Linked DNA regions of Homo sapiens: region 1 is linked to region 2. The links are chromatin loops, found by intact Hi-C in ENCODE. Cell type or tissue: PC-9. All regions are shown on one strand. Each heading gives the region's core, and the rest is flanking DNA. Links, peaks and the distances in the headings are about the cores only. Region 1 has its middle 48 kb from the start of GALNT7. Region 2 overlaps GALNT7 (polypeptide N-acetylgalactosaminyltransferase 7).

The links. Peaks named below come from ENCODE experiments on the same cell type or tissue, not always from the same donor. Only the 100,000 strongest peaks of a DNase experiment are listed, where the experiment ranks them.
Region 1: it touches region 2 in a loop (3-fold over the local background); 2 of 110 quality-filtered maps call a loop at or near these places.

Annotation. Positions count from the first base shown.
Region 1 is chr4:173,112,889-173,129,231 of GRCh38, forward strand. No RefSeq gene overlaps it. Among named protein-coding and RNA genes, the nearest start is that of GALNT7, 48 kb to the right of the region's middle. In PC-9, for the core only: no CTCF peak of the experiment used is centred there; a DNase peak (open chromatin) is centred at 8,283.
Region 2 is chr4:173,201,911-173,218,253 of GRCh38, forward strand. The region is part of intron 1 of GALNT7 (polypeptide N-acetylgalactosaminyltransferase 7); the gene reads left to right. Among named protein-coding and RNA genes, the nearest start is that of GALNT7-DT, 40 kb to the left of the region's middle. In PC-9, for the core only: no CTCF peak of the experiment used is centred there; DNase peaks (open chromatin) are centred at 7,811 and 8,351; H3K27ac peaks cover 2,291 bases.

The DNA of each region.
Region 1 (16,343 bases), core at 7,239-9,738, 89 kb before region 2:
TTTTATTTATTTATTTTTGAGACAGAGTGTCGCTCTGTCTCAAAACAGAGAGCCTGTTGCCCAGGCTGGAGTGCAGTAGTGTGATCTCAGCTCACTGAAACCTCCATCTCCTCGGTGTGGCCACACTGCTTCTTAAAGTGGGTCCCCAGTCCTGTTCCTCCTCACTGGGCAGGACCTCCCAAATGGGGCCTCCAGCCACCCCCACCGATGTTTTCTGGCTGCTAGAGATTTGAAAATTTCCTGGGACAGACCTCCCAGAGGGAGGGGTGGGCTGCCATCTTTACTGTTTGGGCAACTTAGCCATTCCAGCCTCCAGGCTTTCGAGAGCCCAAGCCAGTCATGGGTGGAAGCAGTACCCCAGCACAGCATGGCTGCTCTATGAAAGTGGCCAGACTGCTTCTTTAAGCAAGTCTCTAATCCTATTCTTCCCAGCTGGGTGATACCTCCCAACTGGGGTCTCCAGTCACCTCCTACAGGTGTGTTTGGGCCAGCAACTGGTCTGTACCGCCCTGGGACAGAGCTCCCAGAGGAAGGGTCAGGCTAGCATCTTTGCTGTTTTGCAGTCTTCACTGGTGATACCTATAGGGTACTAGAAGATCTGAGGTGACTAGGTACTGGAGTGAATCCCCAGCAAACTGCAGCAGCCCTACAGTAAAGTGGCCAGACTGTTAAAAAAAAAAAAAACCCAAATGTCAAAAGGTCAGCAACCTCAAAGATTGAAGGTAGATAAGTCCACAAAATGAGACAGTATCAGCACAAGAACACTGAAAATTCAAAAAGCCAGAGAGCCTTCTTTCCTCCAAATGACTGCAAGGGTTCAGAGCTGGGTTCATAACTGGGCTGAGGTTGAGATGGCTAAAATGACAGAAGTAGAATTCAGAATATGGATTACAAACAAACTTCACTGAGCTAAAGAATCACATTGTAACCCAATGCAAGGAAGCTAAAAATCATGATAAAACATTGCAGGAGCTGACAGATAAAACAGCCAGTACGGAGAAGAATGTAATCAACCTGATAGAGCTGAAAAACATGATATAAGAATTTCATAATGCAATCACGAGTACTAACGGCAGAATAGACCAAGCAGAGGAAAGAATCTCAGAGCTTGAAGACTGCCTTTCTGAAATAAGAAAGGCAGACAAGAATAGAGAAAAAAGAATGCAAAGGAATGAACAAAGCATCCAAGAAATATGGGATTATGTAAAGAAACTAAATCTATGGCTGATTGGTGTACTTGAAAGAGATGGGGAGAATGAAACCAATTTGGAAAGCATATTTCAGGATATTATCCACGAGAACTTAAACTAGCTAGACAGGTCACCATTCAAATTCAGGAAATGCAGAGAAGCTCAGTGACATACTCCACAAGAAGACCACCCCCAAGACACATAATAATCAGGTTCTCCAAGGTCAAAAGAAAGAAAAAATGTTAAGGACAGCTACAGAGAAAGGCCAGGTCATCTATAAAGAAAAGCCCATCAGATTAATAGTGCACCCCTCAACAGAAACTCTACAAGCCAGAAGAAACTGGGGGCCAATATTCAACACTCTTAAAGAAAAGAATTTCCAACCCAGAATTTCATATCCAGCCAAACTAAGCTTCATAAGTGAAGGAGAAATAAAATTCTTTTCAGACAAGCAAATGCTGAGGGAATTCATTACCACCAGATCTGCCTTACAAGAGCTCCTGAAGGAAGGACTAAATATGGAAAGGAAAGACCATTACCAGCCACTACAAAAATACCATGAAGTACACAGACCAGTGACACTAGAAAGCAACCACATAAAAAGTCTGCAAAATAACCAGCTAACTTCATGATGACAAGATCAAATCCACACAAAGCAATACAAACCTTAAATGTAAATGGGCTAAATACCCCAATTAAAAGATACAGAGGGCTGGGCGTGGTGGCTCACGCCTGTAATCCCAACGCTTTGGGAGGCCAAGGCAGGCAGATTACCTGAGGTCAGGAGTTCAAGGCCAGCCTGGTCAACATGGCAAAACCCCATCACTACTAAAAATACAAAAATTAGCTGGGGCAGTGGTACATACCTGTAATCCTAGCTACTTGGGAGGCTGAGGCAGGAGGATTGTTTGAGCCTGGGAGGCAGAGGTTGTGGTGAGCTGAGATCACGCCACTGCACTCAAGCAAGACTTCGTCTTTAAAAAAAAAAAAAGACACAGAGTGGCAAGCTGGATAAAGAACCAAGACCCAATGGCATGCTGTCCTCAAGAGGCCCATCTCACATGCAGTGACACACATAGGCTCAAAATACAGGGATGGAGGAAAATCTACCAAGCAAATGGAAAGACAGAAAAAAGCAGGTGTTACAATCCTAGTTTCTGAGAAAACAGACTTTAAACCAATAAAGATTAAAAACAAAAAGACAAAGAAGAGCATTACATAATGATAAAGGATTCAATTCACCAAGAGGAGCTAACTATTCTAAATACATGTGCCCCAATATAGGATCACCCAGATTCATAAAGCAAGTTCTTAGAGACCTACAAAGAGACTTAGACTCCCACATAATAATAGTGGGAGACTTTAAACCACACTGACAATATTAGACAGATCATCGAGACAGAAAATTAACAAAGATATTCAGGAGCTGAACTCAGCCCTAGATCAAATGGACTTGATAGATATCTACAGATCTCTCTACCCTAAAACAACAGTATATACATTCTTCTCAGTGCCACATGGCACTTAATCTAAAATTGATCACATAATTGGAGGTAAAATATTCCTGCACAATTGCAAAAGAATTGAAATCATAACAGTCTGTTGAACCACAGAACAATCAAATTAGAACTCAAGACTAAGAAATTCTCTCAAAACCATGCAATTAAGTAGAAATTGAATAAGCTGCTCCTGAAGGACTTTTGGGTAAGTAATGAAATTAAGGCAGAAATAAAAAAGTTCTTTGAACTAATGAGAACAAAGATACAACATACCAGAATCTTGGGGACATAGCTATGGCGGTGTTAAGAGGGAAATATATAGCACTAAATGCCCACATAAAAAATTAGAAAGATCTCAAGTTAACAACCTAACATCACAACTAAAAGAACTAGGGAACCAAGAGCAAACAAAGCCTAAGGCTAGCAGAAGACAAGAAATAATGAAAATCAGAGCTAAGCTGAAGGAGATAGAGACACAAAAAACCGTTCAAAAGATCAACAAATCTAGGAGCTGGTTTCTTGAAAAATTAATAAAATAGACTGCTAGCTAGACTAATAAAGAAGAAAAGAGAGAAAATTCAAATAAACACAATCAGAAATTATAAGGGGATATTACCACTCAAACCACAGAAATACAAACAACCATCAGAGAATATTATAAATACCTCCATGCACATAAACTAGAAAATCTAGAAGAAATGGATAAATTCCTGGACACATACACCCTCTCAAGACTGAACCAGGAAGACATTAAATCCCTGAAGTTCTGAAATCGAGGCAGTAATAAATAGCTTACCAACCAAAAAAAAAGCTTGGGACCACATGAATTCACAGCTGAATTCTACCAGCTATACAAAGAAGAACTGTTATCATACCAACTGAACTTATTCCAAAAAATTGAAATAAAACTAACTCATCCTATGAGGCCAGCATCGTCCTGATACCAAAACCTGGCAGAGATACAACAAAAAAAGAAAACTTCAGGCCAATATCCTTGATGAACAGCAAAGCAAAAATCCTCAACAAAATGCTGGCAAACCAAATCCAGCAGCACATCAAAAACCTTATTCACCACAATCAAATAGGTTTCACCCCCGGGATGCAAGGTTGGTTCAACATACACTACTCAATAATCAATAAATGTGATTCATCACATAAACAGACCTAAAGACAAAATCCACATGATTATTTCAATAGATGCAGAAAAGGCTTTAGATAAAATTCAACATCGCTTCATGTTAAAAACTCTCAATAAATTAGGTATTGAAGGAACATACTTCAAAATAATAAGAGCTGTATATGACAAACCCACAGCCAACATCATACTGAATGGCCAAAAGCTGGAAGCATTCCCCTTGAAAACCGGCACGAGACAAGGATGTCCTCTCTCACCACTATTCAGCATTGTATTGAAAGTTCTAGCCAAGTCAATCAGCCAAGAGAACGAAATAAAGGGCATTCAAATAAGGAGAGAGGAAGTCAACCTGTCCCTGTTTGCAGACGACATAATCCTATATATAGAAAACCCCAGTCTCGGCCCAAAAGCTTCTTAAGCTGATAAGCAACTTCAGCAAAGTCTCAAGATATAAAATTAATGTGCAAAAATTGCTAGCAATTCTATACACCAACAGCAGTCAAACTGACAGCCAAATCATAAACAAACTCCCATTCACAATTGCCACAAAAAGAATAAAATACAGCTAACAAGAGAGGTGAAAGATCTCTACAAGGAGAACTACACTCCACTGCTCAAATAAATCAGAAATGACACAAACAAATGGAAAAACGTTCCATGCTCATAGATAGGAAGAATCAATATCATTAAAATGGTCATACTGCTCAAAGCAATTTGTAGATTCAATGCTGATACGGTTTGGCTGTGTCCTCACCTAAATCTCATCTTGAATTGTAGCTCCCATAATTCCCACGTGTCATGGGAAGGACACAGTGGGAGGTAATTGAATCATGGGGGTGGGACTTTCCCATGCTGTTCTTGTGATAGTGAAAAGTTTCACAAGATCTGATGATTTTATTAAGGGGAGTTCCCCTACACAAGCTCTCTTGTCTGCTGCCATGTAACACGTGCCTTTACTTCTCCTTTGCCTTCCACCATGATTGTGGTGCTGAACTCCCCAGCCATGCTGAACTGTGAGTCCATTAAACCTCTTTCCTTTATAAATTACCTAGTCTCAGGTATGTCTTTATTAGCAGTGTGAGAATAGACTAATGCAAATGCTATTCCTATTAAACTACCATTGACATCCTTCACAGAACTAGAAAAAACTATTTTAAAATTCATATGGAACCAAAAAGAGCCTGAAAAACCAAGGCAATCCTAAGGAAAAAAAAAACAAAGTTGGAGGCATTACACTACCTGACTTCAAACTATACTACAGGGCTACAGCAACCAAAACAGGTACAAGAACAGACACATCGACCAGTGGAACAGAATAGAGGATCTAGAAATAAGGCCGCACACCTACAACCATCTGATCTTTGACAAAACCAACAGAAACAAGCAATGGGGAAAGGATTCCCTGTCAATAAATGGTGTGGGGATTACTGGCTAGCCACATGCAGAAGATTAAAACTGGACCCCTCTTCACGCCATATACAAAAATTAATTCAAGATGGATTAAAAACTTAAAAGTAAAACCCAAAATTATGAAAATCCTGGAAGACAACCTAGGCATACCATTCAGGACATAGTCACAGGCAAAGATTTCATGAAGATGCAAAAAGCAATTGCAACAAAAGCAAAAATTGACAAATGGGATCTAATTAAACAAAAGAGCTTCCGCACAGCAAAAGAAACTATCAACAGAGTAGATAGACATCCTACACAATAGAAGAAAATATTTGCAAACTTTGCATCTGACAAAGGTCTAATATCCAGCATCTATAAGAAACTTAAATTTACAAGAAAAAACAACAACCCAATTAACAAGTAGGCAAAGGACATGAACAGACACTTCTCAAAAGAAGACATACATGCAGTCAACAATCATATGGAGAAAAGCTCTGATCATTAGAGAAATGCAAATCAAAACCATGATGAGATACATCTCACACCAGTCAGAATGGCTATTATTAAAAAGTCAAAAACAATAGATGCTGGCAAGGTTGCTGAGGAAAAGGAATGCTTATACACTGTTGTTGGGAGCGTAAATTAGTTCAACCATTGTGGAAGACAGTGTGGCAATTCCTCAAAGACCTAAAGACAGAAATACCATTCAGCCCAGCAATCCCATTACTGGGTATATACCCAAGGGAATATAAATCGTTCTATTATGAAGACACATGCATGTGTATGTTCACTGCAGCACTATTCACAATGCCAAAGACATGGAATCAACCTAAATGCCCATCGATGATAGACTGGATAAAGAAAATGTGATACATATACACCATGGAATACTATGCAGCCATAAAAAAGAATGATATTATGTCCTTTGCAGGGACATGGATGGAGCTGGAGGCCATCATCCTTAGCAAACTAGCACAGGGACAGAAAACCAAATACCACATGTTTTCACTTACAAGTGGGAGATAAAATGATGAGGATACATGGACACATAGAGGGGAACCACACACACAGGCCTATTGGAGAGTGGAGGGTGGGAGGAGGGAGAGGATCAGGAAAAATAACTAATGAGTACCAGGCTTAATACCTGGGCAATGAAATAATCTGCACAACAAACCCCCATGACACTTGTTTACCTATGTAACAAACCTGCACATGGATCCCTGAATTTAAAAGTTAAAAAAAAATACTCAGCAAAGTACTTAATAATTCTATCCCCAAGACAATCTCTATTAAAAATTTAATACATATACTGACATCACGGGGGTGGTTTCTAATGGTTTAGTACCATCCCCCTAGTGCTGCTTGTTTAAAAATGTGTTAGCACCTCCTCCCCCAACCCCACCCCTTGCCATTCACGTGAAGATGTGCCTGCTTCCCCTTCACCTTCTGCCATGATTGTAAGTTTCCTGAGGCCTCCTCAGAAGCAGAAGCCTGTATCGTCCATAGAACCATGAGATGATTAAACCTCTTTTCTTTATAAATTACCCAGTATATCTTTATAGTAGTGTGAGAACGGACTAATACACAATTTGTTTTATGTATATGTGATTTTATGTATATATGATTTTACCCTTACACAATTTGTTTTATGTATATATGATTTTGTTTCAAAAATGGCATCATATCAAAATTTTTTTCAGATTAGCAGATTCCTCTCCTTAACCTTCTGATTAAAAAAATGCAGAGTATCAGTTTTCTTCAAGATTCTTCCTGCTTCTTTCACAGATTAGACCAGGCATTTATTTGCTTTTCATTTCATTCAACTCCACCCATAAATCCTCAATTTTTCAGGTCCTTTTATTATAAGGAGGCAATAATTCATGTTCACTTGGCTTGTCTGTCCAGACTTGCGTGTCTGTCTGACTCATGCCTTTCACCCAGTCTTGGTTGGGCTGACTTTGAGCCTTCTCATTACTGGGCTTATATGGTCCTAATTACACGTTACTGGGGTACACACAGAAATCACCAATTAGTTTTTGACTTTAAACAGATCACTTACCTCTCTGGGGTAAGTGATTCATGCAATTGTTTTCCAATCGACTTTTTAGCATCTTTTGCACACCTAACCAAATGTTGGGAATTCTACAATTAATATGACCCAGCCCTGCCTTCCAGGAATAATAGGGAAAAGCAGAGAGGCAAATAACCACAGATAGGTAAAAGTCCATGTAAATGAAGAGAAAAAGACAGCCTTGAAAGAGTATGACCACAGGTTTGCCAAATCCCTTTTAAACTCTAAAAATATACCACTCCAATGGAAAGAAAGTAATTTTTTCATGATCTGAGGTACTGTATTTAGATTTCCTCCTCAAAAACACTGAAAAATAGGGATGGAACTTGGAAATATGTAATGTGGGTTGACTCGTATATTCCCCAAAATACAAGCCTCCCAAGGTGGTCTGGAATTGCCACCAACATTTGGACAGCAGGGGTGGGGATGTTCCTGTCAGTGTCTGCCACATGGGAGAGTTTCATGAATATTTGGTGAATTAACTAGTAAATAATTAGCAGACATAACAGACCAAAGTAGAGGAAACTGTATAGCTTTTTTTTGTTGGTATGGATTTGGCAAAGGCTAAGACATGGGAAATGTGACTCTGGGGACAACAGTGGAGCATGAATTCCTTGGGACATGAACTTGGGCCGTTATTCATCCTGCTGTGTTTCCAAAGCTGATTTTCCAGCAAAACAATAATAATAATAATAATAATAATAATAATAATAATAATAATAATGACAACAACTTAGCAAGCTTGGAGATAAGTTACCAGAACTCATAGAGTTACAGATTAATGCTTCGGCCTACAACAAAGTGAAACATTTTTCAAACATAGAATATGCATTTACCATTAAGCAGGCCTACCACAATTCTATGTAGACATTTAAATTTTGGCAAATCATTTACGATGTCTGTAAGTTTCAGACATGTGTAAGAAGGAGCAATGACAGACTTCTCTGTGGTATGCATTGCCTGCTTCAGTCAGTCCAGTGACATTCTGGGCTTCCAGGTGTGGCAATCAAGCAGGAAGTGTGCTGGGAGGGTCACAGCATAAGGCAGCTGCCCGGGGAGCAGATTCAAAGCACAGCTGTTTGGCTCAGAGAACAGCAGATAGGAAGAACACTTCTGCCTGCTACAGAAATCAGCTGGGATATCTGCTATTCTTGCAAATTGGTCTATATTAAATACGTAATTCAGAAACTAAAATTAAAACTAAAACGAAGCCACAATTTCTGGAGCAATCTTCAAACATTCCAGTCATAGCAGCACTTCTTTTAATACAGCCAGCTATCTTTTGAGGCTAAAAAGGAATTTCCTCTAAGCAGAAAAGTCTGAAGAGAGTTCTTCAAAGATCCTTGAGGGGAGCTCATCTGATAGCAGGAAAGGAAAGTTCAAGATGCCTCAGAGACTACATGTATGGAAAAATACTTTACACTGTCAAGGGGAGAGGAGGTCATCTTAGATGATACATGAGAATGCAGTATCTAGGTAGAAATCCTGCTCAAAACTAAAAGAAGAGTATGTAAAGCTATAACCTTGTAAAATAAGGACTCAAGAATGTGTGTGTGTGTGTATGTAATACATTATATATATGATTGCACATATATTAAAGGCAGGGGTGATGTCCAAAATATTTAACAACTGCTGTAACAATATACAGTGATCAATGGCCTTAGTTTGTCTGGAACTAAGGGCTTTTCTGGGACATGGGAATCTCAGTGTTAAAACTGGGACACTCCTGGGCAAATTGGGATGGTTGCTCACCCCAGGCACTAATCAACTGCAATACATGCTAGCAATACACAACCAATGTGGCCTTAATAACAACACACCTGATCTCTCATCCTTAATACCTGAGGATGTTTGTACAGGATAAGCCCTGGGAACCATGCAGTCTTGCATTTCTCCAAATTGCTCATGCATTTGCCTGCCTCTGTGCCTTTGCACACACTGTTCCCTCCACCTAGAAAATCCTTTCCTGACTTGGCCAACCCCTGTCACTTCCTGCAAGAAGACTTCCTGGCCCTTCAAAAACTATATTAGGCACCTCCCTGAAGGTCATCCCTAGGACTCTGTATTTACTCCTATATTTAGAATTTTGGAGGAAAAGATAAAGCGGAAACATAAATCCAAAGAAGCAAGACTATGAATCCCAATTCATTTATGAATGAGGATGAGTGGGAGAGCAACTCCCCAAATTCGGAATCAAAGTAATTCAGTGACAGTTGGTAATGTTCTCCAGGAGGCCACTAAAGCTACTACGGTCTTTTGTTCATGCTGCCAGACCCTCCAGGCAGAGTAGAAAAGAATCTGAACCTGATGATTTTAGGCACAATAATGAAGACGAGATTTTCTGCAGGTGTTAACCAGAGTTCTGCTAATTAAAGAATTTCCTCTCCTCAAGTGATCCGCCTGCCTCGGCCTCCCAAAGTGCTGGGATTATAGGCGTGAGCCACCATGCCGGGCTCACAGTCAACTTGAGTTTGGCCATGAGCCAGATGAGGCATGGGTGTGAACTCAGGTGGAACCAGGTCAGGAATGGGGGAACACCCAAGGGACTGCATCAGTTAGGGCTTCGGCAGGAAATAAGTGGCATGCTCGTAACAGGAAAATTGAAGGAAATTTTAATAAAAACGAGAGATCACAAGGGGTTAGTGAAATATCTGGGGCTGGTAGAGCAGGTGTTACCACCCCAAGGCCTGAAGTGGAGTAAGGGAGGGAGTGGTTACCAGAACCCAACAACAGGAAGGGCTGCCTGGGAAGGGCCATATGACAAGAGCTTGACACTATGGGGGCAGGACTCAGCCAGCAGGCCGTGACATGCAGAGGCAGTCTGTGTGTTAGTTAATGGTATACAGTAGGTGCTCAATAAGTGTTTGTATTAATGTTCCTGTTATCATTATTACTGCTTTTTGATACACATTATATATTCCATGACATCTGATGTTTTCCCATTGAAGAGGCTGAAGTGTCAAGGGAATAAGGGAAAAGTAAAGGAAGGAGGCTTCTTCATTACATTCTCTCCAGCACCAAGAGAAGACAGTCCCTGGAGATGTTAAGAAACAGAGGCTACTGTGGCAGCCAAGAAACCCAGAATGCCAGAGACAGCAGAGGGATATCTGCAGGAGAGATGGTAAGGCCAAACTTCTGGATTGCCTCATGTTGTTTAAAACATCCGCCCCTAGGAAAGGGTTGGGAGGCTCACAAATTCCTGTTATACTTAAAAGAGGAAATAGACCAGAAAGGTGAAATTGAGTTTATGTAAAACAATGTATGTATTACACAGAGAAATGAAAACTCTTCAGTAATTCATTGGCGATCTTAGCACATGTCTCAGAAAGCAGAGAAAACTGGTTACCTCCAACAACTGCAAAAAGTCATGGTCTGCATAAACTTTGTCCTGTATAATTGGCCACAACATAAGAGCATTTGCAGAAATTGATGCTGTTCAAGTGTCCCCTATATTTGGGAAGCCAGGATTTTGTCCTCTCTACCCCCAATAAGTATAATCTTTTATAATAAAAATTTATATTTTGACAACCTGACATAGCTATGTTTAAAATCAAAAATTAGTAATGGCAAGTTAATAGAATTCTGTGGATCCATGAGTCACAAAGTTCAGCATCAAATAAGAACACAGAAACAGAGAATGCAGAACACAATTTCTGCCAGGGGAGTAGGAATGAGTTGAGGGCAAACAAGGGACTAACACCAAGAACACGTAAGATAGAATCCCTCGGCTTAACATTTCAGTCTTAGATTACCTTGACTGTTTTGATTCAAGAAACTTGAATAGATATTGATAGGTTGTGGAATCCTTTTTTTCTGTCACTTAGTTTTAGATTTGTTTTTTTTTAAACAGTTTTATTGAAATACAACTCACACATCACATAATTTTCCCATCTAAAGTGTACAATTAAGTGAATATTAGTATATTCACAGATACATGCAACAATAACCACAGTCAACTTTATTATTTTTATTTATTTATGTTTTATTTTTTAGACAGAGTCTTGTTCTGTGGCCCAGGCTGGAGCGCAGTGGCACAATCTGGGCTCACTGCAACCTCCACCTCCCAGATTCATGCAATTGTCCTGCCTCAGCTTCCTGAGTACCTGGGAGTACAGGTGCGCGCCACCATGCCTGGCTAATTTTTTGTATTTTTAGTAGAGACAGTGTTTCACCAAGTTGGCAAGACTGGTCTTGAACTCCTGACCTCAAGTGATCTGCCTGCCTCAGCCTCCCAAAGTGCTGGGATTATAGGCATGAGCCACCATGCCGGACCCACAGTCAACTTTAGAACATTTTTATCACCTCAGAAAGAAACCCTGTGCTCTTTAGATATTGCCTATCTGTCCCCCATCTTCCCCTGCCACCTCCCATTCCAAGCAACTACTAATCTATCTTCTGTCTCCAGGGGTTTATCTATTCAGGCCATTTCATATAAATGAAATGATATAATGTGAGATCTTTTGTGACTATCTCCTTTTACTTAGCATGATGTTTTCAAGGTTAATCTACGTTGTCACCTGTTATCACTGCTTCATTCCTTTTTATGGCAGAATAACATTCCACTGTGTAAATACACCACGTTGTATTACTGCTCATCAGTTGATGACAATTGAGTTGTTTCTATCTATTCTAAGATGCGTTAATGTTGCTATAAACATGCGTGCATGCATTTTTGTATGGATATATGTTTTCATTTCTCTTGGATAGATACCTAGGGGTGGAATTGATGGGTCATGTAGTAACTCCATGCTTAACTATTTCAGGAACTCCCAGACTGTTTTCCAAAGTAGCTGCACCATTCTCCATTCCCATGACTCCATTTTTCTTACTTCCCTTAGGACTGTTAAAAAGTTAGTCAACTTAATATCCAAGTGAAAGCACAAAATACTGGGGTGGTCTATACACAGTCACAACCACGAATAATTCTCAGAATAATTCCGCTTTCACTTTCCTATCCATTCCCAAAAGTATACTGACCTTCTACAGCAAGTCACAGCAAATCTTGAGCAGATTCACGTAAGAACTCTGTAGTCCTTTGTAGTAGCTCTGTGAAATGCAAACACCTTATGTATTTTATCTTCAAAAAGGAAGTGAGATAGATAGGAAGGGCATGACTGTCTCCATGAAGCAGATGGAAAAACAAAAACACAGGCAAATTAACTTCACTTGCCTTAAGACACATCTAAGTGGTGATGTCAGAGAGAGTATCACATATTTCAATCTCTTCCCTCAAGGAAGTTATAATTGAGTAGGAATTATAAGGTCTTACTAAGATCATACATGATAACAGTACAAGCTGCATGTGCTATGAGTCAAATGAATGACAAGCCAAAATGTAATAAGAGCACGGTAAAATGTGAGAGCAGCGGGATAAGCGTGTACTGGGGAGGATGAAGGAAGATATAAGGAAGATCTCCTGAAGGAGAAGAAAAGGTGGCACCAGAACTGAGCTTCAGAGGATGCATAGGAGTTTGAGAGTTTGACTCAGACTAAGTTGAGAGAAGACACTCCTGGCCTACAGAGCAACAAAACCAATGACTTCGAAAATGCAAGCAGAGCCAAGGAACAATGGGTAGTCCAATCTGAGTGGAAAATATTCCCTTAAATTTAGCTGAGTAGTAACAGGTTGTGAGATTGGTTATAGATGACAGATTAAAGAATCTGGTCTTGGCCAGGCATAGTGGCTCATGCCTGTAATTCTAGCACTTTCGGAGGCCAAAGCAGGCAGATCAACTGATGTCAGGGGTTCAAGACCAGCCTGGCCAACATGGTGAAACCCCATCTCTACTAAAAATACAAAGACTAGCTGGGTGTGGTGGCTCATGCCCGTAATCCCAGCTACTCAGAAGGCTGAGGCAGGAGAATCAATTGAACCCAGGAAGCAGAGGTTGCAGTAAGCCAAGATTGCACCACTGTACTCCAGCCTGGGTGAAGGGGTGAGACTCTGAAGGGGTGAGACTGTCTCATTAAAAAAAAAAAAAAAAAAAAAGAATCTGGTCTTTATTCAGTAGGCAGTAGAGAAACACTGGCAGAAATTTTAGCGAAGGATTTTCATAAACAATGTGGTGTTTTAATGATACTATTTTGGCAATGCTGTATAAAAAAAAGGTAAAAGGATAGGTAATGAAAGTGGAAACAGTAGATATAAGACTAGCAAAGTAGGCCAGATGCAGTGGCTCACACCTGTAATCCCAGCACTTTGGGAGGCCGAGATGGGTGAATCACTCGGGGCCAGGAGTTTGAGACCAGCCTGGCCAACATGGCAAAACCCCATCTCTGCTAAAAATAGAGAAATTAGCTGGGCATAGTGGTACATGCCTGTAATCCCCGCTACTCAGGAGGCTGAGACAGGAGAATCACTTGAGCCTGGAAGGAAGAAATTGCAGTAAACCGAGATTGTGCCACTCAAACTCCTATGCATTTTCTAAAGCCCAGCTTTGGTGCCACATTTTCTTTTCCTGTAGTGAACAGACATCCCTTTGAGACAGGGGACTCTGTCTCAAAAATAAAATAAAATAAAATAAAATAATAAAATTTAAAAGACTAGCAAAGTAGTCCAAGTGTAAAATAACAAATGTCTAAATCAGAGATTCTAAACCAGGGGATTATTTTGCCCCCATAAGACATTTCCAATGTCTGGAGACATTTTAGGCTGTCATACCAGGGAGAGTGCTTCTGGCATCCATGAAGTAGAGACATCCTACAAAGCACAGGAGAATACCCTACCAAAAAGAGTCACCTGACCCACAATGTAAATAGTGCCCAGGTTGAGAAAACCTGGTCTAAATCAAGGTGGTGGCAAGGGAAAATAAAAGCAAATGACAGATATGAGAATTACTTTCAAGGAAAAGGTGATAGGATTTGATGACTGATTGGGTTTGGGGGCAAAAATTGGGGAGTAGATAGTTTATAACTTGCGTGGTTGACAAAATTATGACAGCGAAAACAATTTTTTTTGAGACAGGGCCTTGTTCTGTCACTTAGGTTGGAGTGCAGTGGCACCATCACAGCTCACTGCAGCCTTGAATTTCCAGGCTCAAGCAATCCTTCCACCTCAGTGGATCTACAGGCATGCACCACCATGCCCAGCTAATTTTTTTTCCTTCCTTCCTTCCTTCTCTTTCTTTCTTTCCCTTTTTTCTCTTCCTTTCTCTCCCTTTCCCTTTCCCTTTCCCTGGCTGATCTCAAACTCCCGGGCTCAAGTGATCCTCCTACCTTGGCCTCCCAAATTGCTGCGATTATAGGCATGAGCCAGTATGCCTGGCCAAAAACCAAAACTTTTTTAAAGAAATTGGTAGTAGGAGGAAGGAAGAGTGTAGTGAATATATATTTTTTAATCCTCTCAGTATCCCAATTTTTGGAAACAACCTCTTTCCCAAAATGTAATGTGATTTGGGTGAGGAAGGTAACACCCGCAACCCCACCCCAAATGGTACTTTCCTTACCTAGGTCTGGCCAATCAGAATCCACTGTATACTTGGCCTCAGGGAATGGTTCTCTAGGTGGGCATGCGATCCTGCAGGAATTCTACGCATATCACGCATGAAGCTAGCCTGTCTGAGAGCAAAATTAAACAAAGGCAGGCAGAGGAGAGTGAGTGAACAAGAGAGAGAGAATGAATTTAAATAATATCGTTTAAGCTCCTGGATTCTGCTATGCCTGAAATACAAGATTTAGATTTAGATTTCCCAGTTAGATTAAGCCTATATGTTTCCTACTTTGCTTATGCTAGTTTGAGTTGGATTTCTATCACTTTTAAATGAAAAAGTCTCAGCTAATTACAAAAGGATGAGATTAGTTTTAGATATGTTAGTAGATGGAAAATATATTGAATAGGTGTAATTTGGGGAGTGGCTACAATTTAGGAGATTGGATTAAATTAGAAAATACATTTTGGAAATCATTTCTTTATATGTTACATTTGGATGCGAGAATAGTTGCAATCCTTTGAAACAGGCCAAGGATAGACAGAAATACTTTGTATTTTATAATTTATAATAAAATAAAAGGGATTATAAATTATTTAAGAAGTCTAAATTATTAACTTGTGATCATTCAGAAATAGTAATTCCAGGAAAGATGTTGGAAACAAGTTACTTATGAGCTATTGAATTATTTGTAGTTTCCACCACATGTAGAATAGCTTTGAATGTGTTCAATTCTGCTCTATCAACATGTTAATCATTTGCCCATTTACTCTTAGATTTCTTTTTTCTGCTTCCCCTGTTCTGCTCTGTATCACAGAGGGTTGATTTCTGAAAAACACATTACCAGTGCTTCTTTGCTAGCTGGCTTCTGTTTAGTTTGGTTAGTAAGCATCACTGGCAGGAGTCTGGAACGTAGGCGGGGAGAAGCCAGTGAATGCTCCTCCATTCCTCGCTTTGGCCAGTACTTCTGATATTGCTTGTGTCTCCTCCGTGGTCCCAGCTTCCCTGGGGAAGCCTTACCCTTGGTGGTCGCAGCACCCACTGAGCAGCCCCAGCTCCTAAACTGTGGTGAAACCACCTCCTCTAGAAAGGTGATGGTAACTTCCTACTTTTGCAAAGACCTGCCTTCACCATTTGCTGTTTGCCTTTTTAGCACTTCCCACTTCTTAAGTTCCCCATGTTAAATTCTCTCAGTGAAACCACTTGGTCTGGGTTCTTTTTTCCTGACTGTACTCTGACTGATTCATTTCGCTTGTAGTCTCCAATTCAAACCACCAGAAATGGGATGATGAACAGGGGAACCAAAGGAGCACATTGACCATTTCTGCCCCTTCAATTAAATTATATAAGATGTATAAAACTATTGTGTTGCTAGTGGTAGACATAGACATAGAAAATATAGTTCATAAGGATCATATAATGTAAAGCCACATATAAACAAAATAAAAATATAAAATAGTATAGCTGTAAGTTTTAGAGTTCAGAGGAAGGAGAGGTTGGTGTTAATAGTAGGTAATGGAGGAGATAAGACCAGAGCTGAACTCTAAAGGATGAAAAACCAAGTGGTGAAAAAGAACAGCCAGCAAGATGTGGGGGAGAAGGGTGGGGCACAAGGAAGGAACAGGATCG
Region 2 (16,343 bases), core at 6,872-9,371:
TTTGTCAATAGATGCCTGGGTCTTCTTATACTTCTGAAGAGAGGAAAATCAATCCAAAAGAAAACACAATAGATTCTAATTTTATGGACTGTTCATTAGGAAGTCTGGTTTTGCTTAAGACAACTGTGCTGGTCTAGAAGTTCATAGTATTTATTGATTTTTCTTCTTTCTGATGATCATTATTGCTATTTTGTAGCAATATTGATATTGTATAATATAAATTCTTTTTATTTTGCTAAAGGGAAGTGCTTCTGTATTCTTGAAAACTGAGAATCAAACAGTATTTAAAGTACTTTTTCTGGTTTATCCCCAGTGTCTGTCATAGGGCATAGCTCTAAAGAAGTTCACTCAGATATCAAGGGTGAATGAAAATTCTCTGAAAGAGAAGTACAAATTATTGTGGGTCCAACTCTTTACCATACATTATAGAAGGCAGAGAAACCATGACCACCTAAACTTGTAGGACACTGTGGGGAGAAGAGCCTATGAAGTTGATTCCTAATGTAGGTCTGCAGTGGCCATGGAGCTGAGAAATCACCGAAATGGGGAGGAGGAGGAGGGATCTGTCTGCCTAACTTCAGTAATATTATTGCCTTTTCTTAGATAACCCTCTTCACTCTTTTCTGTCTCCTCAATCCTTATCTAGCTGTCAAAGTCTCGTTCAAATCCTGCCTCCTCCAGGAAATCTTATCTGCTCACTACAACTCAAACTGATTTGTTGACCTGGCCATTTACAGCATTTGTTTGACCATACCACCTGGCCCTTAAGGCTGCCTGGCGTTTTCTAATAAAAGCTATCATTTTTCTGAATACAGACTATTTGCTTGCTTTTATTTCTTAGCAGCTCCATGAGATACATACTATCATTGTCCCAAATTTATATTGTCTGTCTCTCCCTTCACATCTATTAATATTTGCTTTATGTATTTAGGTGTGCTAATGTTAAGTGCATATATATTTATAATTATTCTCTTGATGAACTGTATCCTATACTACTATATAATGACCTTCTTTATCTCATTTTACAGTACTTAAAGTATATTTTATCTGATACAAATATAGCTACCCTGAAAGTATAGCTCTCTTTTGATTTCAATTTTCATGGATTTTTTTTTTTTTCATTTCTTTACTTTCCGTCTATGTGTCCTTACAGGTGAAGCGAATCTGTTATGGACAGCAATAGTTAGGTCTTGTTTTTTTTTTGAGACGGAGTCTCGCTCTGTCACCCAAGCTGGAGTGCAGTGGCGCAATCTAGGCTCTGCAAGCTCCGCCTCCTGGGTTGACACCATTCTCCCACCTCAGCCTCCTAAGTAGCTGGGACTACAGGCGCCCGCCACCACGCCCAGCTAATTTTTTGTGTTTTTAGTAGAGACGGAGTTTCACCGTTAGCCAGAATGGTCTCGATCTCCTGACTTTGTGATCCTCCCGCCTCGGCCTCCCAAAGTGCCGGGATTACAGGCGTGAGCCACCGTGCCCAGCCAGGTCTTGTTTTTTTATCCATTCAACCACTGTGTATTTTTTGAGTGGAGAATTTAATCCATTTACATTCAAAGTAATTATTGACAGGTAAGGACTTATTATTGCCATTATGTTCACTACTTCCTGGTTGCTTTATAAATCCTTCATTCTGCTCTTCTCTCTTGCTATCTTTTTTATGATTAGGTGATTTTCTCTGCTGCTATGCCTTGATTCCTTATGATTTAAATTTTGAGTATCCTCCTTAGGTTTTCTTTGTGGTTACCGTTAGGTTTATATACAACATCATCTAGTTATAACAGGCTATTTTAAGTTGATAACAACTCAGATTGCATTAAAAAACTACACTTTTGCTCTACTTCCTCCCACATTTTACGCTTTTGATGCCACAATTTATATTTTTATATTGTGTATCAACAAATTACATTGTAGCTATTATTTAAATAATTTATATTTTAACCTTCATACTAAAGTATAAGTGATGTATACACCACTATCACAGTATTATTCTGAATTTGACTGTGTACTTTTACCAGTAAGTTTTATGCTTTCATATGTTTTCATATTACTAATTAGCATCCTTTTCTTTCAGCTTGAAGAACTCCCTTTACTATTTCTTATAAGACAAGACTAGTGGTGATTAACTCCCTCAGCTTTTGTTTGTCTGGGCAAGTCTTTTATCTCTCCTTAATTCTGAAGCACAGCTTAGCCAGGTACAGTATTCTTGGTTGGTGATTTTTTTCTCTTTCAGCACTCTGAATGTATCATCTCACTCTCTCCTGGCCTGTAAGGTTTCTGCTGAGAAGTCTACTGCCAGTCTTTCTGGAACTCCCTTATATGTTATTTGCTTCTTTTCTCCTGCTTTCATGATCCTCTTTTTGTCTTTGATTTTTGACAGTTTGATTATAGTATGTCTTGGTGTAGTCTTGTTTGGATTGAATCTGAGTGTAGATTGTTGGCCTTCCTGTACCTGGATATTTATATCTTTCCCTAGATTTGGAAAGTTTTCTGCTTTTACTTCTTTAAATAAGCTTACTGAGCCTTTGACTCTCTTCTTCAATTCAGTTCAAATATTTGCTGTTTTGATGCTGTCCCATAAATCCCAGAAACTTCCTTTGTTCCTTTTCTTTTTTCTCCTCTGTATATTTTCAAATAACCTGCCTTTAATGTTACAGATTTTTACTTCTGCTTGAGCAGTTCTGCTGCTGATGCTCTCTATTGCATTTTTCATTTAACTCATTGTATATTTCAGCTTCAGAATATTTGTTTGAATTTTAAAAGATACTTTCATTTTTTCTGTTGTTTCTCATTTTGATCATTTATTGTTTTCTTGACTTTATTGAATTATTTCTCTGCATTTAAGTTTCCTTAAAACAATTATTTTGAATTCTGTGTCAGACAGTTCATATATCTCCATTTTGGCAGGGGGCAGCTCCTAGGAGATCTTTTGTGTTCTTTTGGTGGTATTATGTCTCTTTGTTTTTCATGTTTTTTGTTGCTTTATGTTAATAATCTGTGCATTTGAAGAAGTAAGGACTTATTCCAGACTTTGCATACTGGGATTTTCTGGGGAAGCCTTTCACCAGTCAGCTCATCCAGAGATCCAGAGATTCTGAGCAGGTCATCTGGTGTGGTCCTCTGGCAGACTTACTACTGGAGCCCTTGGACTTTGTGCCTGGATCAGCAGGTGGGTGGGCCTGGTACCTGGGTCTCTGGGTCTGTCGGGTTGGACCTGGAGCCTTGGATCCCCTGTTCATTGGATCTGTAAGGGTAGGTCTGGAGCCCGTATCCTCAGAGGTTGATCTGAAGCCTGGGGGGCTGACCTGGTCCTGGGGTAGGTCTTGAGTGTGACCTTGAGAGGCTGACCACGTACTGGGATGGGCCTGGTACCCAAGTCTGCAGGGTTGGTCCTGGGGTAGGTCTTGAGTGTGAGTCTACAGAGGCTGACCACGTACTGGGATGGGCCTGGTACCTAAGTCTGCAGGGTTGGTCCTGGAGCCTTGGTTCATGGGTCCAGCTTGTCAGCAGGGTCTGCTGGGCTGGGCCTGGACCCTGGGTCTGCTGGAGCATGGGGCTGCAGGGACTTTATTCTGTTCTTCTCTCTTGCTGTCTTTTTTTTATGATTAGGTGGTTTTCTCTAGTGGTATGCTTTGATTTCTTACTGCAGGGACCAGATTGGCACTGGGAAATCTTGAAGCCTATGTCCAGAGTTGCCAGCCTGGTGCCTCAGACCCAGTCCAATGACAGGTTAGCCAGCTGAATGACAGACCCATCCCCTGTCACTGGGCTGGGTCTGAAGTCTGGGGCTGTGGTCTGAAGTCTGGGGCTGTGTAGGGCAATCTGGCCCTGGGATGGTCTGAAACCCGGGGTGGAACCTGGGGTCATAGAGGCTGGCCTGGTGCTGGGTGGCATGGAGCCTATACCTGCAGAGGCTGGCCTCATGACTAGGGCTGCAGGGCCAGCTTGGTAGCTTGGGTGGGCATGAAGTCTGGGGCTAATGGGGCTGTTGGGGTTGGCCTGGTGGTGGGGCAGGTCCAGAGACAGCCTGCCAGGCTAGCCTAGAGCCTGGGGCTGCAGGATCCTGCCTGGTGCTGGGAAAGACTCGGAGGCTCAGTCCACAGATAGTTACCATCCTGGAACCTGGAACCTGGAACCTCAGGGGCTGGCCTGGCACTGGGTGGGCCTGGAGCCTGTATCTGCAGTCAGGAAGCAGGGTCTGCAGGTGCAAGCCTGATGACAGGCTGCAGGGGATAGCCTGGTGCTGGCTTTTATTGAGGCAAGCTTCATTTTGCCGGCAGATCCAAAGCAAAGTCTAGTGCTTATTTCTCTCTCCTTCCCCCATACTGAGGATACCTTGCTTTAAGCTGTGCTGCCTGGGGTTGGGAGTGGGGTGATGCAAGTGATGTCAAACTGTCCTTCCTACCTTCTTCAATGCTACATCCAGGTGCTGTAATCTCTCACTTGGTTTCCTTAGTTCTTGTGAAAGGTGTTTTTCTATGTGGATGGTAGTTCAGATTGATATTTCTCTTGGGTGGGGGTGATGTGTACTGGAAAGTCCTATTCCTCCATTTCTTTATATCTGTCTCAAATTGTCCCAGATTTACAGATGAAGAAACTAAAGTTCAGCAAACTTGAATATCTTGCCAATGACACAAAACTATTTAGTAGAGCCAAGGTTCAAACTTCAGTCTTTGTGAATTCAGAGGTTGCTTGCTTCCACTGTGCAGATGTGGAATATCAAACTAGTCTTTAGATTCTGCGAGATTTTTCTTTCTCTCTTATGTTCTAAGAAATGGGAGGTAGAAAAGAACAGTGATGGGTGAGGGAGAACTGTCCTTGAGTCTGCACCCTCCACAGGAATTTTGTTGCTGGGGAAGGTTGGGGAGGGGCTGTGGAGAGAGGGTCCTTAGTGCCCAGCTGAAAGTATTTTTCCCACTGGAGTGGTTCCAGATTTACCAAACTGCCATGAAACTTGCAACCAAGGTGTGACACTACCCCTGGCTACAATTGTCTACCGTTGCCAGGCCTTTGGAAACTGCTGCTTTTGCCACCAGGGCCTTTGTGCAAAAGGGCACTTTGCTTTCTGTCCCTGTGGCCATCACCAGCTTCCCATTGATAGCTCCTGTCTATAACTGTTGGGGTTTACCATCCAACAAGCGGACTCTATATCAGCTCTCTTCACCTGTGTTGTCTTGTATGTTGCTGTGTGTCTAAGGTGTGATAATTTGCCCTTTCTTCACTTGTTTTTCATAGCTGTCTAATTTATATTGTTTTGAGTACCAGGACTGTGCAGTGGGCTCCAGAACTTTCTCCAAAGGGAATCTGTTGCCATTTAACTGGGGCTGTTCTAGTGTGTGCTACCCAAGAATGCCCCTTTATATGCTTTTTAAAAATCTTAATTCAAAAATACATTTTTTGTGAAAAATACAAAAAAGAATAAAATAATTACCACCCAAAGACAACTTGCTAAATTTAGTATATATTATTCCAACATTTTCTACATTTATGTATATATATTACATAAAGAAAACATACTTTTTAAGTAAAATGGCTTGTTTTGTACCTATAGCTTAGTGTCCTGACTTTCTCTCGAAACCATCTTTCATACCATTAAATATTTTCCATATCGTTTAGTAGTAAAATTGTTCAGCTAATCCTCTATTAAGGTTGTTTCTCACCTCTCTGATGTTGTAAACAGTTCTGTGGTAAGAGTTGATGTAGCTAATTCTTTGTGCACCTTCTTAAATATTGTACTTTTCTCCCCTTTCTGGTTTATTTTTTAAGTAATATGTATAAATGAGGGAAGTAACTAAGTTGCTCTCCCTACTGATCCACAGGGTCATGATTTCTTTAGGGTACATTTCTAGTATTTTAATTGTTGGATCAAAAAGTATGCAAAATTTTAAGTCATTTGCATTTTAGAAAGGTTATGTAAGTTTACTCTTTTACCAATAACTGAACACCTTTGTGGACAATGGATATTTTCATTTCAGATTTTGTCAACTTCATAGGTGAAAAACGAATCTCATTTTTTTAACTTATATTTTTAAATTGCTAGTGAAGTTGAACGTCTTTTTTATTTACAAATTGGTCATTTGGATGTTTCTTATTTTGTAAATTGCCTGTTTGTTTTTTCCTGTTTTTTACCATTGATGTGTTTATGTGTTCCTATTGATTTGTAAGAGTTCTCTAGGGGAGGGGACTTGGATTTAAGAATATTAACAATTTGGGTGTCATAAATATTAGTTACTCCCCCCAGTTGTTTTGTTTTTATTTTATTTGTGATATTTTAAAATATTATTCAAGGTTACAAAAGATGTAATAGTTAAAAATGAAAAGTATAATCATGCTGTTTTCTTATTTTCTACCTAACAGCATTAGAAAATATACAATTCTTTATATTTTTGTTTTAGCAATAGAAAATTTCTATGCACTTCTTGATAGAAAAGATGTGAATTTGACTTACCCTTTCCCATTTGCCTCTTATCCTATTAATATTTGATATTTTAAAAATTCTGGTTATTTATCCTTATGACTTGAAGTAACTCACCTAATTCTATTTTGTACTCCATTATCATTCAGCGGCATCTCTTGACTGTCTACTTTATAAAATGAGAATATTAGCACCTTTATCCCTTCTTACCCCCTCCTCCGCACCCGCAGACTGAGCCCAGAGCATTTCCAGGAGTTTCTTCTTCCTCCATAATCTACACAGGACAGGCTTTCATCTCCACTGCAGCTCTTTCGCTGGTTCATCTCCCAGCTGGCTCTCATCTGCTTCCTGTCGTTCCAGCCCGTCTCTTCCCTGTTACAAGTTATCCTCCTTGTACCTCCGTCTTTTTATTTAAATGGTTCTCTAAAGATGAAAGGCAAATGTGCCTAGCTTGCCATCTTGAGCTGAACATTGCAGTGCTTTGTATATATAGAAATTTTAAAATTTTTATGTGGTGAAACCTGCAAGTGATTCCTTTTGGTTTCCACCTTTGCCGCCATGTTTAGAAAGTCTTTCTCCAATTTAAGATTATGTTTTCTTTAGTACTTTTGTGAATTACTTCTTACTTTGAAATCTTTGTTCATTTCTAGAATTTATTTTGGTGGGTAGAATAGTTTAGAGATTCATCTTTTGTTCAAATGGTTAGCCAACTACTCAGTATCATTTATTAAATAATACAAAGTTTTGAAGTACTGAATTCTTACATATATTTGTGCCCGTTGCTGAGCTTTGCTTCTTTAACCTGTCTCTGATGCACACTGGTGCCAAACTTTTAATTATTGCCATTTCAGAATTTTAATATCTGGAGGGCAGGTCTTCACCACCATCCCCCGACATCATTGTTCTTTATCAAAATGTTTTTAGCTGATGTTGTATTCTCTCTTCCCTGCTGCAAAAGGAGTTTACTGTAGTATACACGTTTGAATGAGGCTGCCTTGGTCAGCCCACGTCTTAGCTCTTCGTCAGTATTTCTTTCTAGCTAGGCAGAAAGAGTAAAACTTCTGTGTAATACTAGTTCCCTGTTCCACCCAGGTTTTGTATTCACTTGCTTTTAGGTCTAGGACTGGAGAATGCAGTACATGCCAATAATTCTAGTCTTCTCTGATCTGTGAACATATACCTTCACTGACATTTGTGTAGTTACTTGGAGCCAAAAGGAAAATTGTCACTTAGCCAGATTTCACTCTCAACATTTCACGTCTCCTTCCACTACCTGACACCTGCTAGTACCTCCCAGTCACCCAATCTGATCTCCTAATCTCTGGCATCTGACCCAGCCTCCATCACTGCCTCCCTCAGGAATGTGTAGATGGCCTTCAGGCCATTTCGTCAGGCTCCCTCTTTCCCACCCTACCTGCCAGTCTATCCTTCGCCTGCCTGCCTTCCTTTCCGGGTGCCAGCACAAAGTTTGTGACCTCAGGTGCCTTTGTGCTCAGGCAGAATTAGGCACCTAGCAATTTACGAAACACTCATGGCTGGGTGCAGTGGCTGACGCCTGTAATTGCAACACTTTGGGAGGCCGAGGCAGGTGGATCACGAGGTCAGGAGTTCCAGACCAGCCTGAGCAACATGGTGAAACCCCGTCTCTACTAAAAATACAAAAATTAGCTGGGGGTAGAGGTGCGTGCCTATACTCCCAGCTACTCAGGAAGCCGAGGCAGGAGAAATCGCTTGAACCCGGGAGGCCGAGGTTGCAGTGACCTGAGATCGTGCCACTGCACTCCAGCCTGGGCAACAGAGCGAGACTCCGTCTCAAAAAAAGAAAAAAAAAAAAAGAAATACTTATTTAATTATGCTTACCTAGAAACATTGCAGCATCAACATAACTGGCTCCAGCCAGAAGAATGAGTACTTGTTTCCTGGCGGGAAGGATGCCAAGAAACCTATGCTTCGGAGTCTCTGTGGGCACAGAGCCTGTGTTTGAGGCAGATGGAATTTCATCCGTCGGAAATTTACCGTCATTGACTCTTTCCTAAACATACTTAGAGCTAACTGAAAAATGGTCACCTTTGCACTTTTGCACAAATCTCTATCAAAAGCCAGGGAGAACAGAAAATCTCTTTTACTACTTTTTTATTTTCCTTTTTTTTTGGAAACAGGGTCTTGCTCTGTCGCCCAGGCTGAAGTGAGATGGCGCCATTTTGGCTCACTGCAGCTGCCGCCTCCCGAGTCCTAGCGATCCACCTGCCTCGGCCTCCCAAGCAGCTGGGACTACAGGCTAAATTTTTTTTTTTGTAGACACGGGGTTTCACCACGTTGCCCAAGCTGGTCTGGAACTCTGGGCTCAAGCGATCCGCCCACCTCGGCCTCGCAGCGTACTAGGATTGCAGGGGTGAGCCACCATGCCTGGCCTACTTTTTCCTTTTACGTTTGCTGATTTTTGTCCCATCCTTCTTTTTGATTCTGCAACAAAAAAATTAAAATGTTAAATATTAAATATCTTTTGTAGAAGATACTTTATTAAAATTCTATTTCAGTGCTATCAAGTGGAAAAATAAATGCAAGTCACATTTATAATTGTAAATTTTCTAGTAGCCATATTAAAAATAGCTTTAAAAACCCAGGTGAAATTAATTTTAACATTTAAGCTAGTGTATTCAAAAGAATGTATCAGCGTGTAATCAATCTTAAAAAATATTGAGATGCCTTACATTCTTTTTTTTTTCCATTTGATATCTGATGTGTATTTTATACTTCCAGTACATCTCAATTTGGGCCAGCCACATCTCAAGTACTCAATAGCTACATATGAAATCACTTTACCTCCAAATTCTGAGTGATTTTACTAGTGACTTTATATTGGAAATAACCACATCTAGAAGTTCTTATCTAGGGATGCATGTTCAGAATCACCTGGAAGCTTTTTCTAAATATGCATTCCTGCCTGTACCCTCACTAGATCTGTTAAGGTAAAAATCTCTGCTCTGTGTGAGCCTGGGCATGTGTGTCTTGAGAAAGGTACATAGGTGATATTGACAAGTACATTTAATTAAAAACCACTAAGATGATCCAGCTTCTTCAGTCTACCTATGACTAAACACGTCCTGTGTGATCAAACAGCTTTCCCACAGAGAGTAATGATACAGACCTCAGTCTTCCATTCACAAATCTGGTGTCCTTTTTGCCTCATCATTTCTAACATATAGGATAAGAATGTAGACTAATATTATACACAGATTTGTTCAATAACAAGAGTCAGCAACAAAAGGGAGTTTCAAGTTACTCTTTAGATTATCAGGAAATTTAATGTAAAATATCCTACCTGCACATGTGTGCACGAGCACGTGTGCACACACACACACATTGTCTAAATAGTCTTGTTAATTGAAGTTTCATTGTGATGGGCATGACCGTGTAGATTTTATATGCATTTCCATGTTCTTGATACCTTTTAGACTCACCTCATAGATTATACTTTTCTGAAACTGCTTTTAAAAATCTATATCAAAATAGATACCAAGGGCTATTATAATTATTTTAGTATATCTCTGGACATCATAACCAAATACAAAAGTTCTTCAGCCTGTCAGTTTTCAAAGTGTCAGCTCTGGATTTTTCAGGTTAAAATTTCATATCTTTAATAACAAGGCTGCCAGATATCAGCAGGCAGTGTGGTTGACTACTCTGTAATTTAATGGGAGTTCTTCATAGGTGAGTCACAGTGGCTTTCTTCTCTTTCTTTCACATGGTGCTGACAAGGACAGCACACGTGCTATACTGAAAGATAGTAAGTCTCAGAAAGGTCATCCAAAGGTAATTTGTGGATTATTTTTGATGAGTTGGAGATATGGAGAAAAATGTTTGCTCTTTAACACTTAATTTTGTATGAAGTGACCAAACTTAGATTATCTAGTTTTATTTCATGCAAGTGAATTTAACAATTAAATATTTTCATAGTTCTTTAATCCGTATGCTTATTAAAAATCAACTTAAGTCTACAAAAGTCACAAGTAATTAACAAGCCTGTTAAATAAAATAATGATATCCATAATAGCCTACAAATAACTACTAGAATTTTTAAAAAGCATTTTAAAGGTCCAAAACGTTTAAACAGGTTATTTAGCAGTAATCAGGATGGTTATATGACACTCACTTGAAAGAGGCTTCAGTTTAGATTATCTAGACTAACTGTCTTTTTACAAATGGAAAATTCAGAGAGATCCAAAGAGATGAAGGGATTAACTCCACTCACATAGAGATTCCCTTCCAGTGCTAGTTTGCCACTGTCTTCTGACTCACTTCAGTTGGCTTTTTTTTTTTTTATCAGCTATGATGACTTTCTTTTGCTAGAATGTAATATCATGTTAAGGTATAGTGATTTGCTTATAATAAAATGATTTAAAATATTTTGACACATGTCTATTGGACATATCAATACAACAGAACAAAGACAATAGCCCCATGACTTCAGTGCTTCAGAGTTCCATGTGTGTTTCCTTCCGTGTGTCTAACATAGGACATTAAAGAGCATGATCATTTCTTCAAAAATAGGTTCCTTCAAGCTGAGTACAAGATCCAAATTTTAAAAATACCTTTTGTGGAAAATACTAAAACTTGGAACCACAACCTTGTTTCTCTCTTTTAACGTAATTGCTCACTTCATGAAAAAAAAATCCCCTTTGGACAAATGGATGTAATTGTATATGTAATGCACTGGGAAGTATGAGTTACTATTGATTAACTTGTATTAAATATCTGAGAAAAAGGTATGTATTTTATTTGTAATTTTAAGTTGACGAGATGATAAATAGAAAACCCCTTATTTGGAGTTCCCTGATGTATTCTTAGTGGTCAAGACCCTTAAAACAAAAAATGTGATTTCTCGTTTTACATTCTCCTCCTTTCTAGTTTTTTTTTCCTTCTTATGCAGAACAGAGATTTTATTGTAGAATTAAAACTGATAAACCTGATCCCTCAGCTCTGTGCTATTTTGTTTACCCCATGAGGAGTTGCTCCCCATAAACCTGAGAGTTTGTTAGAAGGTACCTTGTTCAGAAGATTATCAGGTTTAAGCAATTGCCATTCAAGAGAGTAAAGAAGAACTAGTCTGGAAGCTGGCAAGAAAAAAAAAGTTGTTATTTCTAAGTCAATGTTTGTAGAACAATTGCCTGGTTAGGCAATGAGACAGTAGTGTTTAATACAATTGAGCTGTGGTGTATAATATGAGTAGTCATACACTCTTTTGTAAGAGTCTTGGATTGATATTTTTGTTATACTTTGCAATCAAATAAAGGAGGCTGTTTGCACATATCCTGAAAACGATTTGATAACTATATAGTGATTATTTCTCGGTAATTTTTGAAGGTCTACTAACCAAAAAATTCTAATAAAATTCACTCTTATGAAATTAAAGATTAAGTCACAAAAATACAACTGTTTAGATAAATATTCAAGCACTGACAGGCATATAGCACCTCAGTTCTGTTTGTTTGCTGGCCATTATGTTTTTACCAGCTTTTGTTTTAAAAGTCTCATCTTTCTCCTTGATTAAATTAAATGAACATCCTTTCCTGTTACTCCAAAGGATTCCTTATAATTTTTTTATAGCACCTTTGATTTTAGACTGAGGGCTTTTAGATAGACTTAAATAGATTCTTCTACTGTATGTTTCTGAAATATTGGCCCCTGTACTTTACCAACATACATTTCACTTTATAAAGTTAATGTAAGGGCTTTTCAGTGACTCCAGGCAAACCTCAAACAATCTCTGATTTGCAAAAAGATCAAGATGCCTCTGGAAATAACACACAACCCAGTGTTGTTATTATTATTTTTTTGCAAGACCTAACTAGAGAAGTGATCATTATACTGTATATTCTTTAATCTTGATGTTTTTAAAGAAGTTTAAGTGTTGTATCCTTTAAGCAATTAAGTTCAGTTCAAAAGACAGAATAAATACAAAGCTCTTTAAAAAAAAAAAAAACCCTTAAGAGACCACATTGTGGTAAGTATTTCAGCCTCTGGATTTTGATAAACTAGAAAGCTTTATTTTGAGGAGTCATTAACTTGCAATTTGGCCCAGATCACTCTGTAAGGTCATGGTAGCTTCAGACCCCTTATCTCTAACTAGCCTGCCCGCTGGGACAGAAAGTGTGTTCCAAGAGAAAGAGCAAGATCTCTATGATTAGATTGAGTCTACAGGGGACTGAGAGCCCTAAGAAAACTTCAGATTTTAAGAAATCTTCAAAGAGAAAAGAGACTTAACAGATCCAGATGAGCCATGGGAACAGTGAAGTGCTTGGTGCATGTATATATAAGTTCTCAATAGAGCTGTTTCAACCACTAGTCCAAATTCAACTTCTCAAGCCTGGTAGAGTCAAATTTCTGGCACTTGGCAGCAGAGAGTTTATAGAATGCCTTGATGGAATCAAGTAGTAACCTGTCTTCCTTGTCTTCCTTTTGCTTCCAAACTTATGACTTGGATTTTTTTTTTTTTTTAATGCTCTTTCCAGCCCTAGTAGTGACAGCATTTTCCAAAATGTTACTCAAAACCTCTCAAATAGCAGAGGCAGTACCAACACATCCTGGCATCTAGCCTACGGTCGTGCTTCAGGAATACACTGACTGCCTTGGTGATGGCCAAATGCCAGTTCTTATAGTTAAGTTGTGGCTTGGACATGTGGACCCATTCCTTTCTGTAATCCTATCATGATCCCCTGCTTTCTTTCTTCCCTACCAGAATCTAAGCTCCTGGAAAGCAAATGCTATGACTTTTATCTCTTGTATTCCCACAGCCATGTTGGCTAGAAATATGGTGGATACACAAAGAAAGTTAGTTGAAAGAACAAATCCAACTATCCAAGAGGTTCTGAATACCCACTGGCCCCACCACCAACCTCTGCTCTTCTTCTTCTTTTTTTTTTTTTTTTGATATGGAGTCTTGTTCTGTCGCCCAGGCTGGAGAGCAGTGGTGTGATCTCGGCTCACTGCAATATCCGTCTCCTGGATTCAAGCGATTCTCCTGCCTCTACCTTCCAAGTAGCAGTGATTACAGGCGTGTGCCACCATGCCTGGCTACTTTTTGTATTTTTAGTAGAGACGGGGGTTCACCATGTTGCCCAGGCTGGTCTTGAACTCCTGACCTCAGGTGATCCGCTGCCTCGGCCTTTCGAAGTGCTGGGATTGCAGGTGTCAGCCACCATACCCGGCCTGCTGTTCTCCTTTTAATGCACCCAAGTCCTGGGGAACCCGACTGGGGATCAGAGCTGTGAGCTGGGGGAGGGCCCGTTGTTTTGACCCTAAGACCTAGCCTGACTTGAGAAGTTTCAGGATGTGGAATTTCATCAGGCTCAAGGAATCCTTTCAAGGAGCATTCTGACAATAGAACCATATAAAATCCACTCTTCTTTTTGTCAATTATTTTGAAACTGTTCCAGTAATTAAGATTGAGCTAGAAAATATGAACTACATTTTTACAAATACTCAGACCTTCAAAACAGGCTTTAAAAGGCCGGGTGCAGTGGTTCACGCCCGTAATCCCAGCACTTTGGGAGGCCAAGGCGGCAGATTGCTTGAGCCCAGGAGTTCGAGACCAGCCTGGGCAACATGGTGAAACCCCTTCTCTCTCTAAAAATAAAAAAATAAAAATAAAGAAATCAGCCGGGCATGGCAGCATGGGCCTGTAGTCCCAGCTACTTGGGAGGCTGAGGTGGGAGGATGGCTTGAGCCTGAAAAGCAGATGTTGCAGTGAGCTGCGATCACACACTCCAGCCTGGGTGACAGAGCAAGACTCTGTCTAAAAAAAAGCCCACAAGCTGGCTTTAAAGTGAACTAATAATGATGTCTATGTTATGATTCTATATGATATTTGAATATGTTCACCCTTTTCTCTTTTAATATTGTTTCAACTACTGATTTACTTTAGCAAACACTTTCTTCATTAAAAGTGCAAAGGTAAACTTAAACCATCCAAATAATCAGCCAAATCAGTCGAATCTACATGAAATATACAACAATCTAAATGCTTAAAATAGATAAGTACAATAGTGGAGGGCGTAATGTGTTACTGGGCTTTTGACATCAAGGACGTCTGTGTTCGAATCCTGACTTTGTCAGTTGTTAGTACCAGTTGTATTGACTTAGATAAATCATTTCACCTTTCCAAGTCTCAGTGTTTTCTTTTATAAAAACTATGGTTGTCAGGAGGATTTTGTGAGATAATTATATATGAAAGAACCTACTAGGATGTATTCTTTAGTAAACATTCAGTATTTGGCTCTCTATTTGGCAACTGAGTGGTGGTTGTGTTCCCCAGGTGTGAGGGTTCCTGGGCTGGGCTGGGGCTACTGTCTTGTAGTTTCAGTAATTTGGTTTCTTGTGTACTATTCATATATATATATATATATATATTTTTTTTTTTTTTTTTTTGGAGACGGAGTCTCACTCTTGTCCCCCAGGCTGGAGTGCAATGGCGCAATCTCGGCTCACTGCAACCTCTGCCTCCCAGCTTCAAGTGATTCTCCTGTCTCAGCCTCCCGAGTAGCTGGGACTACAGGTACCTGCCACCACGCCTGGCTAATTTTTGTATTTTTAGTAGAGACGAGGTTTCACCATGTTGGCCAGGCTGATCTTGAACTCCTGACCTCGGGTGATCCGCCTGCCTCGGCCTCCCAAAGTGCTGGGATTACAGGTGTGAGCCACCATGCCTGGCCCTTATTATATATTTTTATATACTTTAGAAAATTTGATCTGCGGAAAATCTGGTTCTTGTTTTTTGGCCACATTATCAGATCAGTCACTCATCTACTGTAAGTACATTAAAAAGAATACATGGTCACTTTGCCCAGTTAACCAGAGAATGGTGCCATTAAGTTAAAAAATGCATATACATGTATAGGCATGATCCTCATATAGATTAGTTTTGTTAGCTGCACAGTCACAGATCAAATCCTGAGTTATTACCCTTCTTACAGAAGGGTGTGTCGCTTGTTCATGGTGGGGACAAGGTTGTCAGTGAGGATAGCTTGATAGTAATAAACTATTACTACCATTGGAAGAACATTTCAAAATACAATATTATGCATCCTACTTAGGTTATTTTCACTTCATATGGTAATAGTCCATTAATTTACCCTAATAATATTTAGTAGATTTTGACATCTACTAGAACATAAGGTTGAAGTGAAAAGCATGTTTTAGTTTGTGCATTTTAAAACAATTTTCTACGAAAGAAAACCAAAATTACCTTCCATAGCTTTCTTATTTAAATTGGACTTAATATTTCTATTGTTTTTAAGATTCAACTCTTGGAATCTTCTACATTTCTTTGCCTAAGTAATAGGGGATGGTTTATGTTTTTTGCCATTCATAATTTTTCTTAAACCTTCATACCCACATTTAGCCATATGCGCTTTAAGACACACAGTGAAGATGAAATTTAATACACATCAAACTTCTGTGCAGACTTGGTGAGAAACAGATATTTTGCAGCCTGCTTTCACTCTGTGAGTCATTAAGGAGTGGGTTGATAAACTTGCATTGCAACCTTGCTTATAGAAGATTGTGCCTATTGTAAGATACTCCCTATAAAGCCAAAAGATAAAAAAATGCTAAGGGTACTGACAATTGTTTATAAAATACAGTCATAAAGACATCCCGCTCCAGAGAGTTCTCTGATTAAACTTCACAATAACTGTAATTTCTCTGCCTGAATCACTTTGTTAAATTTTGTCTTGGCTTCTGGAGACAGGGTAGGGAGACAGATTAAATTTCAATACCTTATGCTATTCATTGGGCTTGGGAGAGTTTCTTCAGCATAAATGATAATAAAGATAGATTAGTGATTCTGGTTTATCCTCTAATCTTAGCATAGACATTTTCTGTAGATTAGAAGTCATTTCATTTATGAACCAAATAAGGCTTCTGATATAAAAAG